3 separate regions of the Homo sapiens genome follow, and regions 1 and 3 are each linked to region 2. A link is a loop called in an ENCODE intact Hi-C map of the cell type or tissue named here. Cell type or tissue: heart right ventricle. All regions are shown on one strand.

Region 1 (5,000 bases), 110 kb before region 2:
AGCGTGAGAGCCTGTGGCCTCTAGCCTTCAGGAAGTTTCCATTGTATTGTGATTTTTAAAATGTAGGTTGTCCCTTTTATATAGAATAGCCTGAAGTTTCAAGTTTAATGTTATCATACTACAAAGTAAGACTTCTATCTGTTGATCAGTATACTCTGAGAACAGATCCTATCAATTTCTGCTTGGATTCCCACTGGATTCAACTCAGATATAAACCCTTAGGGAGGGCCTACCATGTGCCAGGTGCTGAAAATACAAGGACGATCTGATAAGGTTCCAGCCCAAGAAGGACTGGCAGAGAGGACAGATAACTGATAACTCTTAATTGGGAGTGTAGAGTGTGGGGTGATGTAATGGAGCTCTGAGTAAAGTGCTATGTAGGGTACTAAGAAAAGGAAAATTAATTTTTCTGGGGAGGCTACGGGAAATTCCTCCACAGAAGTGATACTTGATCCAATCTTTGGACTGAATCATCAGGCAAATGGATTTGAGATGGGATGAGAGGAAAGGGCTGAGGGGTGGGGAAGGGGGTAAAGGAGAGAACAATATTCCAAGTGAAAGAAGCCGCAGGGACAAAGATATGAGGCAGTAGGCACATTCATGCATTTGTTCAGATAGTCACTCAAAAATTTGTTGAGTGCTAGTCACTGTTCTTGGCACTGGGGACACAACAGGAAGCAAGACAGACAGGTCCCTCTGATGTTTACACAGAGTTTACACTTCAGAGCTGGATGGGACCAAAAAAAAAAAAAAAGCACAAAGAAATGAAAAAGATTATTTGAGAGAGTGATATGTATTATGAAGAAAATAAATTGGGGTTATGATAGAAAGGGGGCATGGCATGTATGAATGGGTAGTCCTCCTCTCTGGAGGAGGCTTTTTTTTTTTTTTTAAACAGAGTCTTGCTCTGTCTCCCAGGCTGGAGTGCAGTGGTGTGATCTTGGCTCACTGCAACCTCCGCCTCCTGTTGAAACGATTCTCTTGCCTCAGCCTCCCTAGAAGCTGGGATTTCAGATGCCCGCCACCATGCCCAGCTAATTTTTGTATTTTTAGTAGAGACGGTGTTTCACCATGTTGGCTGGTCTCGAACACCTGACCTCAGGTGATCTGCCTGCTCTGGCCTTCCAAAGTGCTGGGATTACAGGCATGAGCCACTGCACCTGGCATTTGACCTCAGAACCAAATGGTGAAGAGGCAGCCTTCTGGGGGCAAGGTATTCCAGGTGGAGGGGATGGCAAATACAAACACCCTACAACAGGACGAGGAACAGAAAAAAGGCCAGCTTGACTGCAGCAGTTTGAGCAAAGGACAGATGGTGGAAGACCAGAGAGGTTGGCAGGCCTGGTTACTAGGGCCTGTGGGCCACCAGAAGGAGTTTGTTTAGAAGTACCATCTGGCTGCTGCACAGAGAATGGGCTGGAAGCAGGGAGATCAGTTGGGAAGCTGCTGCTTATTCTAGGCAAGAGATGTTGGTGGCTCCAACCAGGGTGCAGCAGCAAAGGCAGATGTGTTCACAGCAAATACATATTTGTGAAGTGAAACTGACAGGACCTGTTGATGAACTGGGGGATGGCGGGTGAGGGGAAGGAAGATGTAATTAATTATTTCAAATTAATAATGTGAAGGTTGAGAGGTTAAGTAAGGTGAACACATAAAAGTGACTCTGTTCACAGCAGCAGTAGCACCAATATGGCAACAGCGGGAAGATGGGATTAGTGAGAGGTTGCTGGAAAATAATTCCGTGAAGGCTCTGGGAATGAATGAATTTGGCTTCACACAGAGGAGACAGAGGTACTGTTCCATTGACAAAGGCAGGCTGATAATCTGTGAGGCCAGGAATCTCTCAAACTTTTACCAGCAAGGGTTTTTGTTTGTTTGTTTGTTTAAGCCTTGGCTGACTCTGAACAGATCTGTTTATTTCTCTCTCTCTCTCCATCTCTTTTTGCTTTCCAGGATAAACATCTGTCTCATTTCACCAACTCTCCATTGGCCTCAGCGTCTCTCCTCTCAGTAGATTCTTCAGAATACTATCATCCAAGTCAAGCAGGGAATTCTGCTCATAGTAGGCACTGAGAAAATGTATTGAGGGACAATTCAAGTGCCCCCTCTGGGTTCAGAGAAGTTGCATCTATTACTTTGTTTCACTTACTTCATTGTTTCACCTCTCCCTTCTCCTTTACCAGCTCAAAATGCTTGGCTCTTTTTGACTGGGAGGAGGCATGATCAGGCTTAACACTTTTTTTGTTATTGGCCGGCTGGCTGGTTTTATTGTCTCCTGACCCTAAGGTCTGGGGCCTCTTCCAGTCCCCTGCATACACACAGCAGGCCTGAAGGGGTCCTCAGAGCTCCCTCTGAAACCACTGTATCAGGCTAGTCTTCTTTAGCTAACGTTATCTTTTATTTAAACAGAAACAGTAGCCACCAGTCTTGTTACATAACATACCAATATCCTAGGGTGTTAAACTAATTCAGCATCTACTGTTAGGAAGTGGTGATGTGGCAACACAAATATTCGCTCACACAATATTGCGGAAACGTTGTAACAAACATGACTTTCTGGCCCTACTTAGAATTTCAGAGCTGGAAGGGACTTGAGATCATCCTATTTCAACCCTCCTTGTTTTAAACTGTGGAAACCTAGGCCTGGAGAGACAAAGAAACTTGCTCAAGAAGCAGATCAGGGCGAGACGGCAAGCTCTTACTAATCTAAAGAATCCATCACATCTTAGATTAAGGATTAAATGCTAAACAGTTCTTGTTTGTGATTCCTCTCATCTGAAAGCATTCCCCCCCCCCCCCCGTTTTAGACTCTCCAAACTAGTCAGTTGTGAACCAGGACATAGCCTTTGTTTACACTGAAACTGCAAATCTGAGGCTGATATGTCAGCCCCACAATACTGAGGTATTTGGGGTGTTTTGTTGTTTTTACTAACCTTGGTGACTGGATTCACATGCAATAGATATTAACTGAATACAATTTGGTTGACCAAGCATATTTTAAAAACAGCTGGGTGGAGATGCAGGTGAGCCAGCATTCTGGGTGTACGTGCAAACCAGTGTGTGGAAGGCGGAGAGTCAGCTGCACCTCCTGCAGCACCTCACATCCTGATGGCTGCACAGTAAAACACTAGTTTCCTTGGAGGAAGAGTTCCCAGAGGAACTGCGGAACCCCAGTGTCTTGAGCGAAAGGCAGGACCTGCTTTGTTCACCTTGTCCGTGCCAACATTCTTTATCAAACTGTCCTGTTTTCCTGCTGGGAAACTGCCCCACTCCACCCACCTGGTGCCTCCCTGGTTTCCTGACTGCCACGAGGTTATTTTTTAACCTGCTCTTCCTTGAAAAGCACCACCCCGGTGACCCAGAACGTGGACTCCTCCCCTCTGGTCACTCGGACCATCCCACTCTAATTACCGTCATCTGCCTCTGAAAGTCATGGAAAATTAGCAGCAATGGGGCGGTCTTCAATTCCACTAAGCCCCTTTCGTACTTTTAATTCGCCGAAATTACTAGCAGGGCAGAGAGAAGAGGGGAAATGCCTGGCTTCTGAGCAAGGCATGGGTGGGCTGGGTGCAACTAGCACTATCATTTTCTTTTAATTTTATTATTATTATACTTTAAGTTTTAGGGTACATGTGCACAATGTGCAGGTTTGTTACATATGTATACATGTGCCATGTTGGTGTGCTGCACCCATTAACTCGTCATTTAGCATTAGGTGTATCTCCTAATGCTATCCCTCCCCCCTCCCCCCTATCATTTTAAATTCAATTACCCGGGGCCTGAGGGCCACTTCTGGTAACTTAGGCTATGGCTTAGGGCGAGGTTTAAAACGTAAGAAAGGAATGACTATCTTGAGCCTCCAGGGAGATGCACTGCAAATCCCCCCGCCCCAAAATACAACCCAGGTTCTGGGAATCCCAGCCCTGCCCTGGGGACAAACCCCAAACTCAAATAAACGGCCTCCTCCTAGGCGCTGAGAGCCCACCCAGCTTTGGCACTCTGGGTCCCTGCCCTCCGGCAAGTTGCCGGGACGGGCGGGACCCTAACCAGCCGCTCTCCCCTAGCCCAGGCTGGGCCGGGCCGAGGGGTGGGGGAGTGGGCGGTCGGGGAAGCGGGGGGCGGAGTTCCGTCCTCTGATGATTGGCTCTGCGCGGATGGGCTGCGGCTGCGCCCGGCCAACCCGCGGCGTGTTGCTATGTGCTGAGCCGAGGGGATAGGTGCGGGGGCGCGTCCATCACGGGGTAGCCCCCGGCCCGGACCCGGAGGGATGCGGAGTGGCGGCCGCGGCGGTGGCGGAGACTGTGGCTTTAAGAGCGTGCCGGGAGCCCGAGCCCCAGCCGGGCCGCGCTTCGCCGCTGCGCACCCCAGCGGAGCCAAGCCCCACGCTGGCCGGACAGGGCCGCCTGTCGCCGGGTAAGTGCACCGGAGTGCGGCGCGGGCCGGGCGCGCGTGGGCGTGGGGCGCGCTGTCAGCTCGGGCTCTGGGTCCCCGGCCCCGGCCTCCGGACTCCCCCGGCCGGGCCTGCGCGGGGTTGGGGGTGCGGCGCCCTCGGTTCCGCGTGGGGTCCCCGTGGGCGCCGGGGACGGGGAGCGGCCGCCGGGCCACGTGACCGGTTTGTTTACAAACACTGCCGGGCCCGCGGCCGCTCGCGGAGGGAGCCCAAGGGCGCGGGACCCCCGGCCGGGGCGGGAGACGCGCGCCAGGGGCTGGGCGAGTCTGCGGGGCCAGGTTTGGGGCGGGGGTGCGGAGCTGGAATCGCCGCTTCCTCCTCCGCGTCGTCCCCATGGGTTCGGACTCCATGGGGTCCGGGTGGGGCTGGGGACGCCCTCCGTCCTCTCGTGACGCCGCGTTTCCCTCGGAGAGTCCTGGGGACACTTAGGTCCAGGGGCGCCGCCCTGGGGGCCTTCCACTGTGGGACTGGGCGCCCTCGAAATTTCTCGGAGCGCGTCGTCTGCCCCGACCCGGGTCGAGGTAACCGCAGCCGAGTTCCTCCCTGGCCG
Region 2 (5,000 bases):
AGAGGTGAAGACCTGCCTGTACGAATCCAAAGAAAAAAGTCTGTATGTGGGTGAACACATCTGAAGAAGTTCCATGAGAACCACTGACTAAAATGTAACGTGACTAAATAACGTGTGTGCAGCCACGTTAATGTGTGACGTGTGTAGCTGCAAGGATCTAGTGAAAGTCTGGGAATATGCATAAAAGAATTAAGTATTTGTAGGCCACTGTCTAGAATTTACAATTTGCCTCCTCCCAGATTTGTCCTGATCCGTCCACTTGCAATGCCCTTCTCTGTCTTTCCTTCTCCATTAATACATGCTTATCACCTTATTCAAGAGCCAAGGAGAATCTCACCACCTGCAGGAAGACTGCCCAGACTGACCCCTCTTAACTGTAATCATCCTTTTTTTTTTTTTTTCTTTTTTAAGACAGAATCTCACTCTGTCATCTAGGCTGGAGTGCACTGGCCCGATCTGGGCTCACTGCAACCTTCGCCTCCTGGGTTCAAGCAATTGTCCTGCCTCAGCCTCCAGAGTAGCTGAGATTACAGGTGCACACCACCATGCCTGGTTAATTTTTGTATTTTTAGTAGAGATGAGTTTTCACCATGTTAATCAGGCTGGTCTCAAACTCCTGGCCTCAAGTGATCTGCCTGCCTCCGCCTCTCAAAGTGCTGAGATTACAGGCCTGAGTCACCACACCTGGCCTCTTAACTGTAATCATTCTTTTAAATGCACCCTCTCCAAATGTGTGTGTCCTACATGTCCTAGGGGAGCCCACACGGCATTAACGGCATCTTTCTTAATGATCATTTTCATGCCACTTTCCATATGTGTGGTTTGTGTTCCTAAACCAGTCTACAAGCTCCTTGAGGTGGGGACTATTTGGGAGGAGAAAGGGTGTGGTTTGTTTGGTTGCTGTTGTTCTTGGCCTTTTCTCTTGGATATCCTAAAGCAGTGCTTCTTAAACTTTAACAAGCACATTAAATGCTTATTATTGTTACATATTATATGCTTATTAATGTTACCTGTTAAATATTTATTAATGCTAAATGCTTCTTACTAAAATGCAGAGCTGATTTAGTAGGAATGGGTTGGGCCTGAGATCCTGCATTTCTTTGTCTTTGTTTCTTCTCTCTCTTTCTTTCTTCCTTTTCTTTCCTTCCTTCCTTCGCTTTCTTTCTTTCCTTTTTTTTTTTTTTTTTTCTAAATGGAGTTTTGCTCTGTTGCCCAGGCTGGAGTGCAGTGGTGCAGTCACAGCTCACTGCAATCTCAAACTCCTGGGCTCAAGCAACCCTCCCACCTCAGCTTCTCAAAGGAGCTGAGACTATAGGCGTCTATCACCATGCCTGGCTAGATTCTGCATTGCCAACCTAAGTGCGGCTATTGGTTGGAGGACCACACTTTTGAGTGGCAAGGCTTTGTAATTCCCAGAATAGTGCTTCAACATAAACAAGCAAGACTTTTGGTAGTATTCTAGGAAAATTCCCTTCTGAGGCCCAAGCCCTTCAAGCAAATTCTACCTTGCAATAAGGCGTTTCCTCTTTGATCACTAGACTGCCCCCTAAATTAACTGCAGCCTGAGGACATGCTTTTGTTATAGTGCAGTTGTTTGAATTTGTGTTTAAATCTAGGAATACAGATAGTTTTACTAATGTAATTTGAGAAGATTGGTGAGTTATTTTGGGTATGCATGGCCTAGCCCTGCAATCCTAGGATTCTCTTGATAAGCGCCACAATTATACCAGCTGATCCCATAAAAAGGCAAAACAGTCTAGCCCGCATAGAGTGCTGACAGCTGTAACACCCCCTTCTGGACGAGGGGTCTTCGCTTTTCCCCCAGGTGGGTTAGGTAGCTGGAAGCAGACATAAAGCTTTTATTTTCCTGTGCCTGGTAAGTCTCTGTTTCCTGTGGAAAGTCCCACTTCATCAGAGGCAAAGAATTCTCTCTTAGTTTCACCTCTGAAGCTAGGAAAATTAGCCTTTAACCATACTAAATAGACTTCAATAAACGTTTTTCTATTTTCTTTTTAAATAGAGACAGGGTGTCCCTATGTTACCCAGGCTTGTCTCAAACACCTGGGCTCAAGTGATCCTCCCACCTCAGCCTCCCGAAGTGTCGGAATTACAGGCATGATCCTAGCCAATAAATGTTTTTTAACTGGGAGGGACAGACCAGAAGGATAAGCCGGCACTAATGAAACCAGAAAGACACTTGGCTGGACTCCTAGCATGACACCAGCAAGAGGAAAGTCAAGGCCAGATGCCATCGCTCACACCTGTAATTCTAACACCTCGGAGGCTGAGCTGGGAAGATCTCTTGAGGCCAAGAGTTTGAGACCAGCCTGAGCAACATGGCAAGACCACCCCCCTCCCCATCTCTACAAAAAGAGTAAAAAATTAGCCAGATCTGGTGGTGCATACCTGTAGTCCCAGCTACTTAGGAGGCTGAGGTGCTTGGGCCTGGGAGTTCAAGGCTGCAGTGAGCTATGATTGCCCCACTGCACCCCAGCCTGGGTGACAGAGCAAAACCCTGTCTCAAAAAAAAAAAAATAAATAAATAAAGGAGAGTCAAGTCTCTCAGGGCCTTGGTTTACTTATCTGTAAAATGAAGGTATTGGGCTAGAAGATTCCTAGCAGCCCTAACAGGTTAACTAACAGCCAACTTGGGAGAAAGGCAAAGAGACAAGAATTCCAACGCTGGCTACTTGACAGCACAATGTGACTGGAGTCTCTTGGCTGACTTGTATTCTCTCACTGGTCTCAGCCCAAATGCTTGCCCTGATATGGTACTAAGTTATCCCTTCCTAGAAAAGTTGGTGCCTCACATCCGCCTGCCTGTTGTAGAAAGACGTGAAAAGACACGCCCTGTGCTGCCACCTAGTGGTTCCTCTTCTATCAAGGCAGGGTAGACTCTTCCTTTCTGTTCTCCATCCACCGGCTATGAGGGTCTAACAGGAGAGACTAAAAATAATGCACTTCCAGGTGCCACCGCTTTAAGGGAATCAGGGACTATGACTAAGAACTACAAGGTCTTCTAAACTTTATAATTTCCTCCGTATTGTTATTTCCTGTCTGTTTCGCTGCAGCGATTAGCAGTAAAACTCTAAAAACAAAAATGACCAAGGTTGTTTTTAAGGTCAGCAAGGAAGCAGGGAACTGGGGAGAGACAGCACCCCAGGGTTTGAGGTAAACAACACCAGGAGATGGAGTGGGTGGAAGGAGCTGAATAGCGGAAAGGAAAGAGGGTGAAGTCCTCTGGCTTGTTTGAAAAAGGAAAGAGGGGGTGGGAGGATGAAGTTGCCTTTTAGCTGGAATGAAAGTCATCATCTTAATAGCATTGTCATTCTTTCCTGTTTTGTCTTTAGATGCACAAATCTGTTTTCAAGCCTGGAAAATGAAGCAAATGTGTGGTTTTCAGCTACTGTTGCAGTTCAGGGGCCTTTGTAGCAAATGATACTCCCCTAGACTAAGGATCCGAAATACAAATGTCTATAGAAAGGCCACGCAGATATCGTACTTGGATGGAGGCAGCCAGAGGTAAGGCTGTTGGGAGTGGTGGGGACTGTGGTAAACAGGAGAGTACTCACTCCATCTAAGGAAGCAGAAACAACCAGTCCCAGGTGATTATGGGCCTAACCAAACCGTGTACCCACATTGCTAGATCTTTCACATTTTCAGGAGAAGCTGGAAACTTGGATTATTATGTGAAGTCACCTTATTTTTAAATGTTGGCGGCTAATGTTGCTTAAAAACAAACAACAGTACTCTGAGCCAAATAAAACATATCAATGAGACATATTTAGCTCAAAGGCCAACTCTTTGAAAACATGAATACAGAGCATTTTGCAATCTGGAACGCTAAAGCACTAATATGATTTTTTCAAGGCATGTGGTCTTCTTCTGAATAACAAATGACAAGGCAACAAGCAAATACCAGGTAAACTGGGGAACTGCAAAATGCTTTGTGTTACGATTTGTTAAAATTGACTATTGTGCCTAGAAATTTATATAAAGAGCTAGTTTGTTAATTTTTCATGTCCAACTGGAAAGCTCTGATATATTCTTTCAATAAATCATGAAACATTTATTGAGCACCTAATATATGCAAAGTAAAGATAAATAGGCTGGGTGCCGTGGCTCACACCTGTAATCCCAGCAGTTTAGGAGGCTGAGGCGGGAGGATTGTTTGAGCCCAGGAGTTCGAGAAGAGCCTGGGCAACTCAGGAAGACTTCATCTCTTCATCTTCATCTTACAAAAAATTTTAAAAATTAGCTGGATGTGGTGGTGCATGCCTGTAGTTCCAGCCACTTGGGAGGCTGAGGCAGGAAGACTACTTGAGCCCAGGAGGTCAAGGCTGCAGTGAGCCATGATGGTGCCGTTGCACTCTAGCCTGGATGACAGAGCAAGACCCTGTCTTAAAAATAAATAAATAAATAAATAAATAAATAAATAAATAAATAGGCTGGGTGCCGTGGCTCACGCCTGTAATCCCAGCACTTTGGGAGGCTAAGGCAGGTGAATCACCTGAGGTCAGGTGATTAGCTGGGCATGGTGGTGGGCCCCTGTAATCCCAGCTACTCGGGAGGCTGAGGCAGGGAGAACTACTTGAACCCGGGAGGCGGAGGTTGCAGTGAGCTGAGATTGTGCCACTGCACTCCAGCCTGGGCAACAGAGTGAGACTGTCTCAAAAAAAAAAAATACATAAAATAAAATAAAAATAAAAAAATAAAAATTTAAAAAGATAAATAAAACTTTTCCTATAAAAAGTGTCAGATTGTATTTACTTTATTTCTTTTTTCTTTGTTTTTTGAGACACAGTCCCAGTCTGTCTCCCCAGCTGGAGTATAGTGGTACGTTCTCAGCTCACTGCAACCTCCACCTTCTGGGTTCAAGCGATTCTCCTGCCTCAGCCTTCTGAATAGCTGGGATTACAGGTGCCCACCACCACGCCCAGCTAATTTTTGTCTTTTTAGTAGAGACGGGGTTTCACCATGTTGGCCAGGCTGGTCTTGAT
Region 3 (5,000 bases), 130 kb before region 2:
CACTTGAGGCTAAGAGTTTGAAACCAGCCTTGGCAACATAGAGAGATCCCCATCTCTACAGAAAAACCAACTTTTAAAAATTAGCATGGCCTGGCCGGGCGCGGTGGCTTACGCCTGTAATCCCAGCACTTTGGGAGTCCGAGGCGGGCGGATCACAAGGTCAGTAGATCGAGACCACGGTGAAACCCCGTCTCTACTAAAAATACAAAAAGTTAGCCGGGCTTAGTGGCGGGCGCCTGTAGTCCCAGCTACTCGGGAGGCTGAGGGAGGAGAATGGCATGAACCCGGGAGGCGGAGCTTGCAGTGAGCCGAGATTGCGCCACTGCATTCCAGCCTGGGCGACAGAGCGAGACTCTGTCTCAAAAAAAAAAAAAGAAAAAGAAAAAAATTAGCGGGGCCGGGCACGGTGGCTCACACGTGTGATCCCAGCACTTTGGGAGTCTGAAGCGGGCGGATCACAAGGTCAGGAGATCGAGACCATCCTGGCTAACACGGTGAAACCCTGTCTCTAATAAAAATACAAAAAAATTAGGGGGGCGTGGTGGCGGGCACGTGTAGTCCCAGCTACTTGGGAGGCTGAGGCAGGAGAATGGCGTGAAACCGGGAGGAGGAGACTGCAGTGAGCCCAGATCACGCCACTGTACTCCAGCCTGGGCGACAGAGTGAGACCCTGTCTCAAAAAAAAATAAAAATAAAAATAAATTAGCAGCCGGTGCAGTGCCTCACACTTGTAATCCCAGCACTTTGGGAGGCTGAGGTGGGCGGATCGTTTGAGGCCAGGAGTTCAAGACTAGCCTAGCCAACATGGTAGAGCCCCGTCTCTACTCAAAATACGAAAAAATTAGCTGGGTGTGGTGGCAGGCGCCTGTAATCCTAGTTACTCAGGAGGCTGAGGCAGGAGAATTGCTTGAACCTGGGAGGCGGAGGTTGCAGTGAGCAGACATTGCACCATTGCACTCCAGCCTAGGCAACAAGAGTGAAACTCCAGGCCTGGCATGATGGCTCACGCCTGTAATCCCAGCACTTTGGGAGGCCGAGGTGGGCAGATCACCTGAGGTCAGGAGTTCGAGACCAGCTTGGCCAATATGGAGAAATCCCGTCTCTACTAGAAGTACAAAATTAGCCGGGTGTGGTGGCGCATGCCTGTAATCCCAGCTACTCGGGAAGCTGAGGCAGGAGAATCGCTTGAACCCGGAAAGTGGAGGTTGCAGTGAGCCGAGATTGCGCCATTGCACTCCAGTCTGAGCAACGAGAGCGAAACTCCGTCTCAAACAAAAAAACAAACAAACAAACAAAAACAGCCAAACTCTACCTCAAAAATAAAATAAAATTAAAAAAAAAATTAGCCATGTGTGATGGCAAGTGCCCGTAGCCCCTAGCAACTTGGTAGGCTGAGGAGAGAGGATTCCTTGAGCCTGGAAGTTCAAGGCTGCTATGAACTATGATCATACTACTGCACTCCAGCCCTGTCGACAAAGTGAGGCCCTGACTCAAAAATAAATTGGCCAGCAGTTGCTCATGCCTGTAATCACAGCACTTTGGGAGGCCGAGGCAGGCAGATCACTTGGGTCCAGGAGTTCAAGACCAGCCTGGGCAACATAAGGAGACCCAGTCTCTACAAGAAATAGAAAAATTAGCCCAGCTTGGTGGTGCACACCTGTAGGCCCAGTTACTCAGGAGGCTGAGGTGGGAGGATCGCTTGAGCCTGGGAGATGAAGGCTGCAGTGAGCTATGATGGTGCCACTGCGCTCCAGCCTGGGCAACAGAGGAAGACTCTGTCTCAGGAGAGGCGCCACCTTTACAAATTTATGACCTGCTTTTAGACAAATACGGGGATGGCAGAGAGTTTTCCTTGTATTTGCTTCTTCTCAATTGTCTTCAGCTCAACATAGTTAATATGCTGAAATGGCATATTTTGGTGTGACATATTCTGCTACCCTTCCAGCTGTATTTTTTTTTTTAAGAATTCATCCTTCACAAAATAAGGTCTTTTCCTCCTTCACATTATAATGTATCCCTTTGAACATTATCTGTAACTTTTATAAAGCTGTTAATCACAGAGTTTCTAAACCTCAGCACTATTGACATTTTGGCTCAGATAATTTTTTGTTGTTTGTGTCTTAATCACTGTATGTTTAGCAGGATCTCCGTCTCCACTTGCTAGGTGCCAATAACATCGCTTTCCAAAAGTTGTGGCAACCAAAAATTTCTCCCCATATTGTCAAATGCTCCCTGGGGCTGGCGGGCAAAATTGCCCTTGATTGAGAACCACTGCGTTAAAGGAAAGTCAATGGCATAAAATGAGAGCGTGTAGCTGGCTAGTTATGCCCTTATTTTACCACGAGAGGTCTCCCTAGACCCCATTATAGTTCTAATCTGGACAATACAGGGCTAAGGGCGCCACCAAATAGATTGTTATGACTTGGTGGATGGTGACAGTAGGTTTACACACTAAAGCAGTTGATCAATCTCCCATGCAGAAGAATTCCAAATAAATTATGTAACTACTCTACTGCAAAGGAGGGGACTATAACTCCTCACTCCTTAAGTGTAAGCTCTGCATGGTGACTTCTGTCCAAAGAGTATGACAAGGACTGGGAGGAGTCACTACAGTGGGGGAACCTGACAATCAGCCAGGTGATCCAGGAGAACATCAACACTGATAAATCATATTGATAGTATGTACCCTTGATATGATGTCATGAAAATGGCACTTTACCTCTGTGTCATCCCCCCAAAACACACATGACCCCAGTCTAGTCATGAGAAAAGCATCAGACAAATCTTAATAGAGGGGTGGCCTGCAATATACCTGATGAGAACTTCTCAACACTGTCAAGACCATCAAAACTGGCTGGGCGCAGTGGCTCACGCCTGTAATCCCAGCACTGTGGGAGGCCGAGGCAGATGGATCACCTGAGGTCAGGCATTCAAGACCAGCCTGGCCAACACAGTGAAACCCAATCTTTACTAAAAATACAAAAATTAGCTGGGTGTGGCAGCGAGTGCCTGTGGTCCCAGCTACTCAAGAGGTTGAGGCAGGAGAATCGCTTGAACCCAGGAAGCGGAGGTTGCCTTGAGCTGAGATCATGCGACTGCACTCCAGCCTGGGCGACAGAGCGAGCCTCTGTCTCGGAAAAAAAAAAAAAAAAGAAAAAAGAAAACAGCATCAAAACCAAGGAATGTCTGAGAAACTATGACAACCAAGAGAAGCCCAAGGAGACATGGCAACTAAATGTAAAGTCGTCTCCTGGCTGGGATACTGGAGCAGAAAAAAGGACATCAGGTAAAAACTAAAGAAATCTGCATAATTATAGCAAATGTGCTACACTAATATGCAATATTAATAATACAGGAAACTATGTCAAGGGCAGGGTTATATGAGGACTCTATATGCTGTTCAGCTTTTCAGTAAATCTAAAACCACTCTAAAATTTGTCTATTAATTTTAATTTAATTTTATTTTATTTTGAGACAGATTCTCACTCTGTCACCCAGGCTGGCATGATCTCGGCTCACTGCAACCTCTGCCTCCTGGGTTCAAGCAATTCTCCTGCCTCGGCCTCCTGAGCAGCTAGGATTACAAGTGCCCGCCACCACGCCCGGCTAATTTTTGTATTTTTAGTAGAGATGGGGTTTCACCATGTTGGCCAGGCTGGTTTTGAACTCATGACCTCAGGTGATCTGCCCGCCTCGGCCTCCCAAATTGCTGGGATTACATGCATGAGCCACTGCGCCTGGCCTAAAATGGTCTATTAATTTTAAAAAGCATCTGATCAAGTACTGCCTTGGCAAAATAAGCAAAGAAGCCTTTAAAATGATGAATTTCCTAGAATTCTGTTTTTTTTTTTTTTTGACTTAGTTCTCATTACATCACCCAGGCTCGAGTGCAGTGGCATGATCATAGCTCACTGTAGCCTTGCATTCCTGGGCTCAAGTGATTCTCCCACCTCAGCCTCCCAAATAGCTGGGACTATAGATGTGTGCCACCACGCTTAGCTAATTTTCTTATTTTTATTTTTTGTAGAGATAGGATCTTGCTGTTGCCCAGTCTGGCTTCAAGGGATCCTCCCATCTTGGCGGCCCAAAGTGTTGGGATTACAAGTGTGAACCACCACGCCCGGCCTTAGAATCTTATTGCTGATCTCAAGGGAATAATTTGGTGACTGTCATGTGAAATGCCACCTTCACAAACAAATCCATCTTCTCACTTTATGCAGCAGTATCAGTTAAGAAAAACGAAGATTGACACCAAAGAAAAAAAACTTTGAATAGAATAAAGAAGTCCAACTATTTTTTTTTTTTTTTGAGATGGAATTTCACTCTTCTTGCCCAGGCTGGAGTGCAATGGTGCGATCTCAGCTCACTGAAACCTCTGCCTCCAGGTTCAAGCAATTCTCCTGCCTCAGCCTCCTGAGTAGCTGGGATTACAGGCATGTGCCACCATGCCTGGCTAATTTTGTATTTTTAGTAGAGATGGGGTTTCTCCATGTTGGTCAAGCTAGTCTCGAACTCCCAACCTTGGGCGATCCACCCACGTCAGCCTCCCAAAGTGCTGGGATTACAGGCGTGAGCCACCACACCTGGCTTTTTTTTTTTTTTTTTAGATGAAGTCTTGCTCTGTTGCCCAGGCTGGCGTGCAATGGCTCCATCTTGGCTCACTGCAACCTCCACCTCCTGTGTTCAAGCGATTCTTCTGCCTCAGCCTCCCGAGTAACTGGGATTACAGACACACACCACCACACCTAGCTAAGTTTTGTATTTTTAGTAGGGATGGGGTTTCACCATGTTGGCTAGGCTGGTTTTGAACTCCTGACCTTAAGTGATCTGCCCACCTCGGCCTCCCAAAGTGCTGGGATTACAGGCGTGAGCCACCATGCCTGGCCCAACTACTTTAAATAATTCTTTCTATTCTAACAGGTGTGTAAAAGTGGCATGATCATGTGAGGTGAATAAGAACTATTGTATCTCATTGCTATCCCTTCGAAGTTGATACTATA

Evidence for each region. Peaks named below come from ENCODE experiments on the same cell type or tissue, not always from the same donor. Only the 100,000 strongest peaks of a DNase experiment are listed, where the experiment ranks them.
Region 1: a loop joins it to region 2, with 5 times the contacts of the local background. A loop is called at or near these places in 110 of 110 quality-filtered maps.
Region 3: it touches region 2 in a loop (6-fold over the local background); 105 of 110 quality-filtered maps call a loop at or near these places.

What each region holds. Positions count from the first base shown.
Region 1 is chr17:59,327,412-59,332,411 of GRCh38, forward strand. YPEL2 (yippee like 2) reads left to right here and starts at 4,244. Exons shown (of 5, transcript NM_001005404.4): 1 at 4,244-4,413. RefSeq lists a silencer at 4,010-4,529 and an enhancer at 4,740-5,000. In heart right ventricle, a CTCF peak has its summit at 2,321; DNase peaks (open chromatin) are centred at 2,270, 3,360 and 4,210; H3K4me3 peaks cover 2,453 bases; H3K27ac peaks cover 5,000 bases.
Region 2 is chr17:59,438,115-59,443,114 of GRCh38, forward strand. All of the region lies in intron 2 of LINC01476 (long intergenic non-protein coding RNA 1476), which reads right to left. It overlaps LOC124904040 (a long non-coding RNA gene), which reads left to right and starts at 2,559. Exons shown (of 3, transcript XR_007065867.1): 1 at 2,559-3,014; 2 at 3,351-3,522. RefSeq lists enhancers at 2,582-2,691, 2,702-2,761 and a silencer at 4,790-4,995. In heart right ventricle, a CTCF peak has its summit at 2,877 (motif pointing left); a DNase peak (open chromatin) is centred at 2,847; H3K4me3 peaks cover 595 bases; H3K27ac peaks cover 3,928 bases.
Region 3 is chr17:59,308,815-59,313,814 of GRCh38, forward strand. No RefSeq gene overlaps it. Among named protein-coding and RNA genes, the nearest start is that of YPEL2, 20 kb to the right of the region's middle. RefSeq lists a silencer at 2,174-2,468 and an enhancer at 2,451-2,520. In heart right ventricle, a CTCF peak has its summit at 2,340 (motif pointing right); a DNase peak (open chromatin) is centred at 2,331.